2 separate regions of the Mus musculus genome follow, and region 1 is linked to region 2. Evidence: chromatin loops called from intact Hi-C (ENCODE). Cell type or tissue: heart. All regions are shown on one strand. Each heading gives the region's core, and the rest is flanking DNA. Links, peaks and the distances in the headings are about the cores only. Region 1 holds the start of Fgfrl1 (fibroblast growth factor receptor-like 1). Region 2 holds the start of Gak (cyclin G associated kinase).

Region 1 (7,774 bases), core at 1,812-6,811, 62 kb before region 2:
TAGCTTAGCCCCTCCAGTCCAGATTGTGCCTGAAGGGAGAAGTCAGCATAACTCAGGAAACGCCATTCTTCCACCCCAACCACAGGGCCCTTGCCCTTGGAAGGCAGATCTTTCCAGCTTCCTAGTGCTGGCCAAAGGCCTTCACTAGCACAGCCAGGGTCAGATACAAGGCACAGTCCCAGGACTGTGGCCAAGGGAGACAAAGGCAGAAACAGTGGACCCTCTAGGACCGTCACCAAAAGGTAGTGCTGCTGCCCACTGCCACCCATCAATCTGCCTGAAGCTCCAGCCAGTGATCATGGCAGGGCAGGAGCCTTCAGAGCCTCCTTTGCTGAGCAGCCAAAGAAGAGGCAGGTGCAGGGATGGGGTGTATCCAAACAGATAAAAGACCAATCATAGACTGGGCCACCAGTTGGGGGGGGGGGGAGGGTGAAGAGACAACTCACCCAGCATGGCCCAAGTGCCTACATGCCCAGGACACTGTCCAGCCCAGCTGTGCCTGGACAGCCCCCACCCTCCAGCCAGCCAGTCCCCAAGCAGAAGAAGGGGGGTTATAGTGGCATAAGGCCCACCTGGGCCGCCACCCGCCGCCCAACACCAAACGTGGCCATATAAGGCCAGGTTGGGCTCAGTGCGCCCGCGCTAGTGGCGGGGGGAGGAGATGCGAAGCCTCAGAGGACTGGTGGACAGAGCAAGGACAGTCCTGAGTGGCCAACACACCCAAAGGGCCCGCCTGGCCATCAGTCCTGCCTAACCATAGGGGAGCCCAGCACTGTGCCCCGTGACACTGGAACACAGTGGCCAAAAATCTACGGGCATGTATCACCCATCAGCTCTGGGTGCCCTCTGCCAGGGCTAGGTCTAGGGCAGAGCTCCCCAGAAGACGAGTGATGTAGCCAAGCCATAGTGTGGTGTATCCTGCAACAACATAGTGTGTGACCCTGTGGTCTAAGATCTTCCACCTTTACTGTAGTGATGTTCTGTGCTCTGGGGACTCCCAGATGGTAGACTATGCTACCTGTAATTGATAAGCAAGCCAAGGGTCCAGAGCTGGGTCAGCTGAGGGCTGGATCAGAGCGAGCTCCAATCACCAAGATATCACCAATGTTCTCTATATTCAGCTAGGCACTGTGTGAGTCTCTGCAAGTTCCCAGGGACCCAATTAGGTTTTCTGCTCCCACAAAGAGTCCACTCCCCAAGAATCTGGGGGAGGGGTGACAACCACCTGCTCTCCATCTAGATATGCACCTGAAAGTGTGTTTATGCAAGATTATGAGGCTGTCCTGGAAAGGACCTAGGCAAGGCCAACAGTCAAATGATTCTGGGGCCCTTTACATGAGGTGTCAGCCAAAGAGGGTGAGCTGGGGGTATCTGATTGTGACTAGGTAACCCCAAGAGTGAGGTAGAGGCATGTAAAACCGACAGTACTTCAGGTTAAGGATGGGGGTTGGGGGGAGGATCTGCTGCGATGGAGCAGACAGGGAGGGGAGGAGTGTGCCAGGCGGGCACTGTGTGGCAGAGTTCAGGGCTGGTGGGAAAGGGGCGGCGCTGCAGAGGCCAAAGCGCCAGACTGGGCGCCAGGACTCACCTCGCGCCGCCTCAGCCGACGGGAGGGCCCCCAATAGCAGCAGCAGCAGCGCGGGGCTCCGCGTCATCTCGCCGGTCGGACCTGAAGCAGGGGCGCGGTCACTGGGAGCTGGACTGGACGCCACTCAGGGCTCAGGCCCGCAAGACCCAGGTCGCGGCCGCAGAGCCAGGGTCCGGCCCCCCTCGGCGCCGAGCTCCAGGCAAAGGAAGCGAGGCGCGTAGACGCTGAGCGTATCAAAGGCAGACAAAGGGTTTACACTAATTACCAGCCGCCCCCGCCGCCCCCTTTCCAAACACCGTCTGGATTCCTGGCGCTTGTAACTCGGGCCCTGCCCGCGGGACACACAACACCGAGCGGCCCCGCAGATAATCGCCTGCGCCATTAGCGGACAAATTTGCGCTGGGGGGCCCACGTGGGGCTCAAGGGGGGGCGGGGCGCGGGGCAGGGCCGCGGGCCCCACAGGAGCAGCTACGGCGCGAGCCCGGCTCCCGCCCCGCACAGTGATCGCGGCCCTGCCCTTCGCGCCCCGCACTCTAACCCATTCCAGCCCTCCCTCCGGGGGTCGCGGACGTACAGCCCGGCTCACCTCGACAGGGATCAGCGCGGGGGCGCGCAGCAGGCAACGGGGTCAGAGCCGGGCCCCTGAGCAGCGCGACGCGGTCATCGCTGCCCCGGGCGCCGCATCCCGCCCCCCGCGCCCCCGGGCCCGGCCTGGGCGGGGCGGCGCTACCTGGGCGCTGGCGGCTGGGGCCGGGCTGGGGCGCGGGGCGCGCTGTCCGCGCGGATAAACGGCGAGGCTTGGCGAGGGCGGGGAAGAGGGGCGGCGGGGCGAGGGGCCCGGGGCGCCGCGCCGCGAGGCGTCCTTCCCTGCGGGGCTTTGTCAACTCTCCCGGAGCGAGCGCGGAGCAGCCCTGAGCTCCGCCCCGCACAACTTCCGGCCAATCTGCGAGCCCCAGTCCGCCCCGTTCCCCGCCCCTCCCCGAAACTTTGCTCCAATCCGCACACGTGCCCGCCAGGCTCGCTGCTTAACCCTCGCAGTGCTTCTGCCCTTCAGGCTGGCGGCTCCCCGGAGCGCGCCCAGTCGGCCCTGCCTCGCCGCGCCCCCGCCCCTGGGCTCTGGGAACGCGCGGTCCCGCTAGCCTGAAGACCAGCTGATGGCCGCGGAGCCCACTCGGTATCTGCACCAGCTAGGCCCCTGGCCCCCAGAGCTGGCCGTTACTGCACTGTCTCTACTCCCGGCTTTAAACAGGAGGAAGGGAGCTGAACGGAACCTTCGAGCTTTTGTGAGTAGAGAGGCCGCTGTGCTGCTCTGGTTTGAGGGCGGGGGGTGGGGGGGTGGGGGTGGGGGGGTAAGGTGCGGGGGGGGGGGGGGAGATGGCGCAGATCTCCAGTGCTGGAGTCCAACGAAGCCCTGACTTGAGCATCTAGTTGTACCTAGGACCTTAGGAAGGCTGAGAGGGTCCTACAGCCCACCTGGATACTTCTCTGCACCTCACCTGCTTTGTGATAGTAATCAACACACCCTTTTGTCTTTGCTACTTAGCAAGTGTCTTGCTGTACCCCTGCACCCATCAAACAGAAAGACTGGTGAGTTTCCCAAACCTCACTAGCTCCCTTCAGCAGCATCCTGATCCATCCCCCGCGATCTCTCCAGACAGCTTCCTGCCTACCCTCACTCACCAGAGCCAAAATTCATCAAAACATGAGTCTTGCCAGTTTTCTCAACATAAATCCCATAATTTTTGACGCCCCGGTAGTGCCTCCCAAGAGACCACTCCTAAGCTCCGCTTTCAAGGACCCTGATCCAAACAACTTTTCTTCTCTAAGCTAAGAAGCACCCCCTCTTTCCGGAAGCCTGTCAGAGAAAAATGAAACCGAGGAATAGCCTAGTGTTCCTAGCCCCAAATTCTGTTTCTGGGCTAGTGTGGGCAAATGGAGGTGAACCTTGTCTCCTCTGCATGAAGGTCCAAGTACCCATCTCAACTGCAACGCTGTGTCTCAGAAGCAGCCCATGGAACTTTCTCTGGGCTACCAGAGAATTTGGGCTAGTACTGGGGTCACAGAAAGCATTTAAAACAGACAGAGTGGGTCCTGACTAGTCTGAGTAGGTCCTGGCTCCACAGAAAGTTTTGTGAGGAGATGCCACCGAAGCATGTAGTGCAACAACATTGTGTTGCTGCCAACCAAGAGCAGTTGTGTGTGGAGGTGGCTCTGTAGTGTGGGGAGGTTAAAAGCAAATGAGCCCAATGGGCAGAAAAAGGTAGGCAATGGATTGAAGTTAGACGGGAAGGTGCAGAGACCACAGGTGAGTGAGGCTTGTTCAAAGACAGGTGTGTCAGTACAGGTGTGCCAGGAAGGGAGAAACACTACTCTATGCTTCCCTTCTGCCTGGCCACTAGGCCCTAAACCCCTGGTCACCACCTCCAGCCTCCTTCACCTTATATGTTCCCTGCTGAAGAGACCGCCGCCCCCCCCCCCCCAGCCCCCAGCCCCCAGCCCCCGCACCTGTTCCCTGTGGCCCACCTGCCCAGGTTCTCCACTCCTTACCCCTGCCCGGTGAAAGAACACGCTGCCCCCTGGCGGAGGTGATAGGTTAGGCAGCTATGGAGGGAATTTACCACCCCAGCCCCGCCCCGCCCCTCCACGTCCTGCCCGGTGCTCACAGGGTATCCACTCCTGCTGTCCGGAAACCGCTGCGCAGCTTTGGAACCTGGCTAGGCTCGCCTCACTGCTCTTTGGAACCCGAAACCGGAGTTGCAAGCCCTGCCCCTTTAAAAGTGAAACCTAGGCCGTTGGCCATTCCCTGTCCATTCGACAATCCCACTCCAGAGCATCACAAGTTTGTTTGCAGCATCTGCCAGCAGAGGTAAACTCTGCGGTTCCTAATTCTCTGTGATCCTCATTCTCTGAGCCCTGGTAAGACCAGGCTCTGTGATGGTCTGGAAGTGCGGCTGAACAAGGTAGACAATCAACCGTACTGAGGATAGCTCAGGATCAGCTGCAGAGGCTGAAAAGTGCATATGCCGCTAAAGAGACCTGCAGAAAACTGAACTGTAGTAAGGATTAGATTTGTACTCTCACCTGAAATAATTAACAGTGACAAATATGTGTGGAAGCCACTGAAGACATGAGACAGGCACTTCTCGGGAGATGGCTGCCAACAACTGTCCTCAACAGCCCAAGGCAGAGCCCAGGTGAGATGCAAGTTAGAGGGCAAGAGGACAAAAATCCACTGATTTCCAGAGACTTAAGAAGAGAACCCCATCCAGCACCGAGGGCCTCCAGAAAGGACAGAGAAAACAAGCGTGGAAAATTCTAGAACAGGAAACACTGCGTTCAGTCAGACAGTGTCCACAGCCCAAGTCAGACCCCGAAGTTCAAGTGCAGTTGCTAGAATCTAAAAATAAGCTTTCCTCAGTTGAAGTGGGGGAGACTCACCCAGACCAAGTAGTTCTGCCCCTTCCTGATGATGTGTGAAAATGAGACCCAGAGGATCCCCCAGCTTCCAAGTGACCCAGCCATATCCCAGAAGCATGTGCAGAAATAGAAATATTCAGCATAATTCCAGATGTCCAGGAAAAGAAATGTGGAGTTATAGCTCAGATGGGGAAGGTGGACAGAAGCAACAGGTAGCAGACTTAGAAAGTAGAAACATCACATGTTTTCGGTGATTATTTCTGTTGCAGAAAGCCAGGAGTGGCCAGTCACCCCAGTACTCAGGAGACTGAGGCTGAGGGTTCATGAGTTACATAGGACAACCTGGACTGTAGAGGGAGCCTGTGAGTATGGAAGATGGGGTGCTACAAAGAAAATGGAGACGTTGAATACAATCATGGGAGAAAAATATCTTGCAACTACAAATCTAATTTCGTTTTTTTTTTTAAGTATTTATTTATTTTATGTCTATGAGTACACTGTAGCTGTCATCAGACATACCAGAAGAGGGCATCGGATCCCATTACAGATGGTTGTGAGCCACCATGTGGTTGCTGGGAATTGAACTCAGGACCTCTGAAAGAGCAGTCAGTGCTCTTAACCACTGAGCCATCTCTCCAGCCCCACAAATCTAATTTCTATGTATGGAATTAAGCTCTTGAAATTAAGATGGTGGATAATTGTCAAAGCAAGGGTTGCTGGGCTTGAATGCAACAGAACTGTGCAAAGAAAGCACAGGAAGATGGCTGGGTGGAGTGACCATACCCCACACATATGAAAATTTAAAACATGCAATCGCAATAGCACAAACTCTGCAGACAATGGAAATAGAATGTAATTATTTTCTGCTTATGAAGTAATATGAATTGAAGCTAGACTGCAAACAGGCTAAAAGGCTTAGCAGGAAGCAGAGTTTGATGTCATTCTTGTCCTAACAACTCCAGTGTCTACACCAAAAGAATGGCTGGGGAATCAGAGTTCAGACTGGGGTCTGGGCAATATAGAAATACCCCATCTGGGCTGGTGAGATGGCTCAGTGGGTAAGAGCACCCGACTGCTCTTCCGAAGGTCAGGAGTTCAAATCCCAGCAACCACATGGTGGCTCACAACCATCTGTAATGAGATCTGACTCCCTCTTCTGGAGTATCTGAGGACAGCTACAGTGTACTTACATATAATAAATAAATAAATAAATAAATAAATAAATAAATCTTCAAATTCTAAATGAAGTACTTTATAAAAAAAAAACCCATCTTAAAACGCAAGTTTAGTCTAAATTCTCTAAACCATCAGACAATTTCATATAATGGAGTAACACAGGGGCAAAGGTGAGAAAAATCATCCCAGAGAAGAAAGAACAAATGAGAAAATAGAAGACAACAAGATGTCAGATATACACCCAATTTTATCTATAATGATAGTAAATATAAATATTCTAAACACCTGCAATAAAATGCATAAAATGTCCAGATTTTGGGGGCAGGGGCGGGGAAGACCTCTCTCCAGCTTCAAAACTGACTTTGCCTCCAAAAAGCAAAAGGCAAGGTGATGGCCACGGTGACACAGAAAAGCACAAGACAGGCTCAGCACCCCTTCCTGACTCCTAGAATGGACTGTCCTCTGACTAGGGACAGAAGAGCATTTCCTTAGCTTGGCAAAAGGTAGCTACCAACATAAATAAAAATGTAAAAATAAATAAATAAATAGATAAATAGGTCACACACACACACACACACACAAAAAAAACCCCTAAAACCCAAAAAACCTATAATCAGCCTCACACATAACTGAAAGATAACTAATTTTCCCTAAAATCAGGAACCAGATGCTCCTGTTCAGTCCACCTGTGATCCTTGCTGAGTGCAGAATCACAGGGAATATCCAAGGAAGTGGTGGGACACACCTGTGATGCCTTGCTGAGGCAAGAGGATTATGAGTTTGAGGCCAACTTAGGCTACACGGTGAGACCCTACATCGAAAACAGAGAAGAGCGAGAGATAAGATTGGAGGGAGGAAGCAGAACATTCAATATTTGTAAAGGACAAGGCGAGCTGTATGGACACTTCTGCGTCCACCATGCCTTGTATGTGCCTGTCGAGATAGAAGATCACGATAGAAAGATCCATCACAGCAGCAAATATAACATGGCTGACACTCGTGCTAGCTGAGTGTGTAATGTGACACCACCATTGTGGAAATGCCTCATGGGTTCTATCTAATATATGCTGTAGCCATCATACTCCCAGACCCACGACCAACAGAAATGAAGGCACATGCACAGGTGTCCACAGCAGCTTTATTCCCGACTGAGGCCAGGCAGTGTTTGGGAGTCCTCTGAAAGCCCTGAGAGGCCACTGCATGAGGCTGTGACAGTGAAGCTGGGTTGCTATGGAAACCCCAGAATGTGAGAGATGCTAAGCCATGAGGCATCTGTCAAGAAGAGTTACAGGCAGGATTTGGAACCATCCCCAAAAGAGAGATGTATGTTGCAGCAGCAAAGTCAGAGAAGCTGAGAAATCTAAGCCCTTTAAAACTAAAATCTAGCCGGGTGTGGTGGCGCACGCCTTTAATCCCAGCACTGGGGAGGCAGAGGCAGGCAGATTTCTGAGTTTGAGGCCAGCCTGGTCTACAAAGTGAGTTCCAGGACAGCCAGGGCTACACAGAGAAACCCTTGTCTCGAAAAACCAAAAAAAAAAAAAAAAAAAAAAAAAAAAAAAAAATTTAAATAAAAAAATAAAAAAACTAAAGTCT
Region 2 (7,774 bases), core at 889-5,888:
TCGTTAACCACTGTAGCCCTGGCTGCCCTGGAACTCACTATATATCAGGCTGGCCTTGAATTAGCAGAGATCCACCTGGCTCTACTTCCCAAGGCCTATTATTAAAGGTGTGCCTCACTATGCCAGGCTATCTTGTTTTGTTCTTCACTTTTTAGTATGCATAAATTACCTTGGTCAAAATTTAAATACAAAGTCAAGTTTGCATTCCACAGATAAACCTCAACCAGTTATGATGTATTATTTTATATAGAGAGAAACTAGATATCCTTCATTTGAGATGCCTAGAAACAGTATTTCATATGTCAAAAAAAATTGGGGAAATGGACATTTTATTGGCTGGACATTTTCTTTCTTTTTTTGTTTTGTTTTTCAAGACAAGGTTTCTCCGTGCAGCCCTGGCTGTCCTGGAATTCACTCTGTAGACCAGACTGGCCTCAAACTCAGATATCCGCCTGCCTCTGCCTCCCAAGTGCTGGGATTAAAGGCGTGTGCCACCACTGCCCAGCTTGGCTGGACATTTTCAATCCCAAAGTAAAAAGCCTGAAACTCTTTGAGCACCAACCATTGTTGGCACTTAAAAAGTTTTGGATTGGCTGGATTGATGGCTCAGTGGTTAAGAGCACTGACTGCCTTCCAGGGGCCCTGGGTTCAATTCCCAGCAACCACATGGTGGCTCACAGCCATCTGTAATGGAATCCGATGCCCTCTTCTGGTGTGTCTGAAGAGAGTAACAGTGTACTCACATACATAAAATAAATGAATAAATCTTTTTTAAAAAAAGTTTTGGATTTTGGATTAAGAATGGTCAAACTTTACCAGCCTTATTTTGCTAACACATTTTTAAAACGATTTTTTAAAATGTATCTTTATGGGCTGGTGAGATGGCTCAGCAGTTAAGAGCACTGACTGCTCTTCCAAAGGTCCTGAGTTCGAATCCCAGCAACCACATGGTGGCTCACAACTATCCGTAATGAGATCTGACTCCCTCTTCTGGAGTGTCTGAAGACAGCTACAGTATATTTACATATAATAAATAAATAAATAAATTTTTAAAAATATGTACCTTTATGAAAAATATTAGTTTGTTGCTTTCTTGTATTATTTTTGCCAAGTTAGGTAGGAGTTGAGAAATACTTCAATTTTCTGTATAAATTCATGTAGATTTTTAAAAACACATTTTTTTCCTTAAATGTTTAGTGGATTCCTAGTAGAGCCATGTAAGTCTGAAATCCTTTGAGTGATTTTAATCTAGAAAGTGAAAGCTTTAACAGGCTTAGAATTGTTTAAGTTACCTACTTCTTGAGAAAGCTTAGTTTGTATTTCCAATGAATTCATTCGTTTAACTAAGTTGAATTCACTGGGAAAATGTTCACAACAGCCTTTGGTCATCCTTTCAATAGACATTTCCCTTATTTGTGATCTCAGTAATTTTTCTTTTTCTTACTCAATTTGGCCAGTGACTTCTAAGTTTTACTGACTCAAAAAATCAGTTCTTGTTTCATTGATTATTTATTGTTTGTTCCACTGCTCTTTGGTATTTAATCTTCCTTAAATTACTTTGCATTTCATTTTTCTGATTTTTTAAAAGATGAACACTAAAGTCACTAAATGTGATCAATTTCCTACTAATGACTTAATACTACCCCATTATTTTGAAATTCTATATTTTTATTTTCAGCTCGTACAAAACTACTACCTTTGATTTCTTCTTTGACACATAAAAGGATACTATCCTTTTCCATTCAGAAACATTTTTCACACTGCTAATTTCTAGTTAAATTCATTGTGATCAGATAACATGCTTGTTTCATTGCCCAGATGTTCTAGGTTAGTAATTCTTTACACACTTGGAAAATATGTGTATCTGCTAATTAATACTAATTCTGTGCATTAATAGGAATTGCTCTATAAATGTTCATTAATTCAAGATGACTGACAGGGCTATTTAAGTCCTCTATATACTCTGTGATTTTCTGGATACTTATCACTCATTGAGAAAACAATCTCCAACTATCTCAACTTCCAATTTGTCTCTCTCCTTTTGGGTCTATTAGCTTCTCAGTTAACACACTTTATAAATTTGGCTTTAATCATGTTTATAGTTGATACATCTTTTTTTTTTGTTTTAAACTAAATTTTTTTTTGTGTGTATGACTTTTGCCTGCATATACCTATGTGCACCACATGCATACTTACTGCCTACAGAAGTTTAAAGAGGGCGCTGAATCCCCTGGAACTGGAGTTATAAGTGGTTGTGAGCCGCCATGTGGATGCTGGGAATTGAACCCCAGCACTCTGCAAGCACAAGAGCTCTAAACCACCGAGCCATCTCTTCAGCCCTGATGCACTCTTTTTATGATTTCACCCCTTCATCATTATAAAATAACTTACTCTTGGGCAATATCTTTTACTACCACAAGAGAATGTGTTGGTGGAGGAAGAGCACGGATTCAGTTTTAAATCTGTATGTGTTCATACATGAGGTGGGATCACGAGAGACCACAAGATGCAGTTCCAGTTAAAATGGTCTTGGAATGGCATCTACTACAATGCCATAAAATTGATCTATAATTACATGATTTAGAAATTTCCACTTGTCCTAGGTCATGCCAGCAAGAGTTTATGGTGTCAAGTTTCACTATACGCTGTAGTGAATTGTTCATGATGTTTCTCATGATGTTTTAGGTCTCTTGAAGGCTACCAAGCCTCCAATTCCCTACTTTTTCCTTTTGCTTTCAGATTTATTTTCCTTCTAAATAATGAGATCTGAAGCCACCAAAAAATAAAAAATCCCTTCAACTTCATTCCAGTAATAACATAAAGTTACCTGCAACTGCAAGCCGTAGCTACTTCCTCCTCCCTGCATCTTATAAGTGATTCTCTTATAGAAAGGTGCCATTTCTATACCAACACTACATATCCTCTATCTGGATGTGACTTGACTGTCCTACTATTCTGAGACAGTACTCCTCTCCACTATACTGGAAAGACTTCACTCTTTCCCATTGGCTTTAGGCTGCTCAAGTCTCCCATCTAAGATCATGTTAACACCACACTGCCCTTTCAGCTCCCACACTCTTCTTCACAAATCTCCTCAGTTACCTACAGGTACCATCTCTACTTCATCAGTTCTTTATTCCTCCAGGTGTTATCCAAAGCTTCCACTTCACCATTTCTAGGAAACTACTGTCTCACCTACCACGTACCTCACTGTATACTAATGATAATCTTTCATTTCTTTTCTACTTGACTTTTTAAAGAGCAGGTAGCGCCCCCCCCCCCCCCAAGGCGTATTTAATAGCATACAATCCTGGGACAGTTAAGATGTTGATTTGGGCTTAAGGATCCATTTTTCAGTCCAAAAGCACAAACTCTACCCAAGGCTCTGCAACTTCATATGGCTTCAGAAACCTCGGAGGTACAGAGACGAGTGGGGAATCCCATGACTTTGCCTCACCTGAGATGGACAGCTCTAAGTGTTTGACATCACACGGGATTCTGCGTCCAGTGCTGCCAGGTGACTTTTGTATACACGTTGTGAAGCTTTCTCCCGCCCCCTTTTAAAACTACGTTTTTCGGTCTTAATTCTAGCAACTAGTTCATCCTCCCCCAAACCTGTGTGGACCAAAACATAAGTGTCTGTGGCTCATAGGCTGGCTGCTTGTCTGCAAGATACCCTCCTCTCCTAAACCGGGCATTAGGGACACTTAGGGTGGGCTCCAGGCCTCGCTTTACCTTGAGGCGTCAGGCGCGAGCGGCGGGCTCTGGGGCGGTCCGCAGCGCGCGCCCAACGTCCCGCGACGCTCTAGCCACCTAGGCTGGACCTGGGCCAGCGGAAGCAACCAGATGAGGTTAGGGTCAGATGGCGACAGCCCTACCTCCGTGCCTCCTAGGAGCTTGAGGTCCGTAGGATCGCACCCTCTGCGCCTGCGCCTGCTGCTGCTGCTGGCTCTGCAGAAACACGCGCCCTTCCGCCTGCTGCGTCAGGGCGGGGCCGCAGCGTCGGGACGCAACTCGCTCTCTGATTTACGTCACGGCGCGGGCGGAAGATGGCCGGGTTGTTCGCCCGCAGCTGCTAACCCGGCAGTGCGGAGCTGGAGCCTGGCTCCCGCTGCCGCGGAGCGGCCGACGCCATGTCGCTGCTGCAGTCTGCGCTGGACTTCCTGGCGGGCCCTGGTTCTCTTGGCGGAGCTGCGGGCCGTGATCAGAGTGACTTCGTGGGGCAGACAGTGGAGCTGGGCGAGCTGCGTCTGCGGGTGCGGCGGGTCCTGGCCGAGGGTGAGGCGTAAGGCGTCGCCAGGCCGCGGGAGGCAGGAGCAGCCCAGGAGGGTCGCTGCTGGGGTGTGGTTCGAGTCAGGGCGCGTGACGGTCACCGCTTTAAGCAGGGGCAGCAAGGAGGATCGTGTCCAGGGTGTGAATCAAGTCTGAGACCTAGAGAGTCACGACTGAGGTGTGGGTCAGATCAGGGCCGCAGGGAGTCATCTCTCCGGGCAGGGTCTGCGGGAAAAGACACTGCTGGGATGTAAATCAGGCCATCGCTATGAAGGGCCACTGCTGGGGTGTGAATCAGGTCGGAGAAGGGTCTTGCCAGGAAGAGAGACCACAGGGGCTTGTGGGTTAAGGCCTTTGGTGGTGATTGCAGAGGATAGACTGCTTCGGGTTGCACACTTACTTCCTGGTGGGTAGAGTTAGTAGTACAAGGGTCATGCTAGCAGGTGGTTATCCAGTAAAGGAGGCTTGGGTCTGGAAGGACCACCTCTGCTTAGGGTCAAAGCTGTATCTGGGGCATATACAGAAAGATTCAAAGGTGGAGTCAGGTCAGAAGGTGAGCACAGTCACTCTGGGGTCATAAGCTGTTATTCATTGTATCATATCCAGCGTTGTTGTTGCATCCCGAGGACTGTCTTGAGATGGCAGTGTTTGTGCTGCTGAGTTCTGGGGCCTGTAGAGTCTTCCCTTGCTTGATGAGGTAGAGGATAGACTGGGGCCCTACAGTCTTGTTTTCTTTTATAGCCTAAGTGCCTCACCTATTGAGTTTTTTCTGTAGTGACCTCGTATAAGGTACAGGAAACAGAGCCCGTAGCTGTAACCTTTAAGAACCTTGCTTGAGCCGGGCGTGGTGGCACCCGCCTTTAATCCCAGCACTGGGGAGGCAGAGGCAGGCGGATTTCTGAGTTCAAGTCCAGCCTGGTCTACAGAGAGAGTTCCAGGACAGCCAGGGCAATACAGAGAAACCCTGTCTCGAAAAACAAACAAACAAAAAGAACCTTGTTTGATAGACAGTTCCATAGTTCTGTGTCTTGAGGTCAGTCTGAGTTTGTAGCTTCCTCACACAGGCTCTGTAGTCAGCTTGTGTGATGGAATCGTGTTTTCTCTTTTATGATTTTTTTTTTTTTAAGATTTACTTTTTTAAAAAACTGGTGTTTTGCCTGCCTCCATCACTGGACAGTATCTATGTGTACTGCCTGCTGAGACCAGAAGAGGACATTGGATCCCCTGGAAATGTAGTTAGAGACAGTCGTTAACCTCTGTATGGTTGCTAGGAATCCAGTGTTGCTCTTCTCCTCTGCAAGAGAATAAATCTTCTTCAGGCACTCACTGTGCCTTTTTATTATTATTATTATTATTAATTTGTTTATTTTGTTCATCAGTATCTAGGAGTATGCCAGATCTCAGGTTCAGGGAGAAGAGTGGCCTGACTCAGGTCTGAAGTAGCTCTCAGGATTGGAGAGTCATCTTGTTAAGGTTGTCCATGACAATTGTGATTGGTAGGAGCAGGGAACTTGTTTAACATTCTTTCTTTACTATGGAAACGCAGAGGTGATGTTTTGATAGTAGCTTGTCATGCTTATTCTCCACTGCGATTGTGCATAGATTTGGATGTGATTTTAGTAGAAGACCTGTGGTGCTTTTCCCGCCAGAGATGAGTTTAGGACCTCCACTAACAGTCTGATATGTGATATTCCCTTTCATCTGTCGAAATGACAAAGATGGTGCCAGATCGGCTTGTTCATTCTGAAGATACCAGGAAGTTGCCTTAGTTTTTCAAAAACTTCAACCCTGAACTGATGGCACAGGCCTGTAACCCTAGCTTCTTGGGAGTTTGAGGCGGGTAAATTCCAACTTCAGGGTCTGCCTGGACTACAGGTAGAATTCAAAGCCAATCTGGGCAAGTTAGTAAGATGCTGTCTTGAAAAGTAAAAAAGGGCTGGGATTTTATAGTTTAATGGCATAACACTGGCTTAACATGTATGAGGCCCTAGGTTTAATCCACAAACCAGAAGGGAAGAGAGGAAGAGAAGAGACGGACGGACTTGGTTTCCTTTCTTATAGAATGTAAAATAAGACACATATTCAGCTAGTAGAAGGAAGAGGCAGCTTGGGTGCGGCAGTACAATAAATAGTGTGAATTCCAGGGTAGCTGGAAGGCCTGCCTCTATAATAGGGAGCCAGGAGAAGATGGCTGTGTGCTGTACCCACCTGGCCAAGAGGCCATCTCTAGTGGGACGTGGTTCCAATTGCTAGGAGAGGGAGGTTGTGTAAAGCAGGAAGCTTACTCAAGCCACATCTAAACCAGGATGAAAAACCAGGAAGTATGGGCAGCCACTGTCTCTGCAGAGAGCAGTTCTTTCCTGCTCTCTGACCCAGCCAGGAATAAAAATAATCAGTGCAATTGTAAGCCATAGTTTTCTTCTTCTTCTTTTTATACTTAATATGATATTTTAAGGCTTTTTTTTTTCTGAATTGAGACAGTAAGGAATCTGTAGTATTTTGCATAGATTACTTAAATGAGTCCTGAGCAGCAGCCATAGGCCATGGGCCATTGGGATTTATGTTCTCTCACAAGAGTATGAGGGAGGCTCTTAACAACTTCAGAACTTTTCTGGTTCACAAAGATGACCTTATATCATGGGATGGTCCCAGAGAGGCCGAGAAAAGTCTCTATACTCAAATAAATTGCTCTGTCTCTAAGTAAATGAATAAATATCCTCATTGTAGGCACATTGCTTCTATCAGTTTATATCAGGTTTTGTCACAGGAATGTATGATAAACCAAGCTTAGTTGTCATACGGTTTTTATAGTTATTATTAATTTGATACTGGAATGTGAAATAAGTTGTTAGGCAGAACCATAAAGCCATATAGCTTTTTACTCATTTTGGAATTTGTCCTAAGTCTTCACTAATTTTATTTTTAAATTTATGTTTGTGACTGTGCCCATGTGAATGCACTGTGTGCAACCATGATATTGGTGGAGGTCAGAAAACGGTATCTGATCCCCAGAAATTGGACTTAGGGAGGGTTATGACCAACCATATGGTTGCTTGGAACCGATCCTGGGTTCTCTGCAAGAGCAGGAGTGCTTTTAATGCTGAGCCATCTCTCCAACTCCTGACTTTTGTGTCCTATAGCCCACCTGTTTTATATTTTGTTCCTCTCTTCTCTTTTTGTTTTAGTGGGGGGCATGTCATGGCTAGCATGTGGTCACAGAGTGACTTGCAACTGTCCCTTATCTCTTCCCACAATGCTGATTCTGGGGATTGAACCCAGGTCGTGAGGCTTAGTGGCAAGCTCCTTTATCTACTGAGCCAGCCATCTTGCCAATCTGTTTATTTTCTTCCATTTTCTTCCCATTCCCTCTATTCTCTTCTTTCTCCCTTCCTCCCTCCCTCTCTTTTTCCGTCTAATATTTTTTTTTGAGATTTCACTAAGTATGCTACATGAAAGATGCTGATCTGCAAATGAAAACATCTTTACCTCTTTTGTGATCTGG

Evidence for each region. Peaks named below come from ENCODE experiments on the same cell type or tissue, not always from the same donor. Only the 100,000 strongest peaks of a DNase experiment are listed, where the experiment ranks them.
Region 1: a loop joins it to region 2, with 5 times the contacts of the local background. A loop is called at or near these places in 2 of 42 quality-filtered maps.

What each region holds. Positions count from the first base shown.
Region 1 is chr5:108,688,933-108,696,706 of GRCm38, reverse strand. It overlaps Fgfrl1 (fibroblast growth factor receptor-like 1), which reads right to left and starts at 2,478. Exons shown (of 7, transcript NM_054071.2): 1 at 2,175-2,478; 2 at 1,589-1,812. The coding sequence starts at 1,655. Gm42151 (predicted gene, 42151) reads left to right here and starts at 2,641. Exons shown (of 2, transcript NR_168910.1): 1 at 2,641-2,871. In heart, for the core only: CTCF peaks have their summits at 4,170 (motif pointing left) and 5,369; DNase peaks (open chromatin) are centred at 2,556 and 4,196; H3K4me3 peaks cover 3,088 bases; H3K27ac peaks cover 1,791 bases.
Region 2 is chr5:108,626,005-108,633,778 of GRCm38, reverse strand. It overlaps Gak (cyclin G associated kinase), which reads left to right and starts at 4,002. Exons shown (of 28, transcript NM_153569.2): 1 at 4,002-4,278. The coding sequence starts at 4,134. Tmem175 (transmembrane protein 175) reads right to left here and starts at 3,969. Exons shown (of 11, transcript NM_001163532.1): 1 at 3,879-3,969. In heart, for the core only: no CTCF peak of the experiment used is centred there; a DNase peak (open chromatin) is centred at 3,998; H3K4me3 peaks cover 2,491 bases; H3K27ac peaks cover 1,729 bases.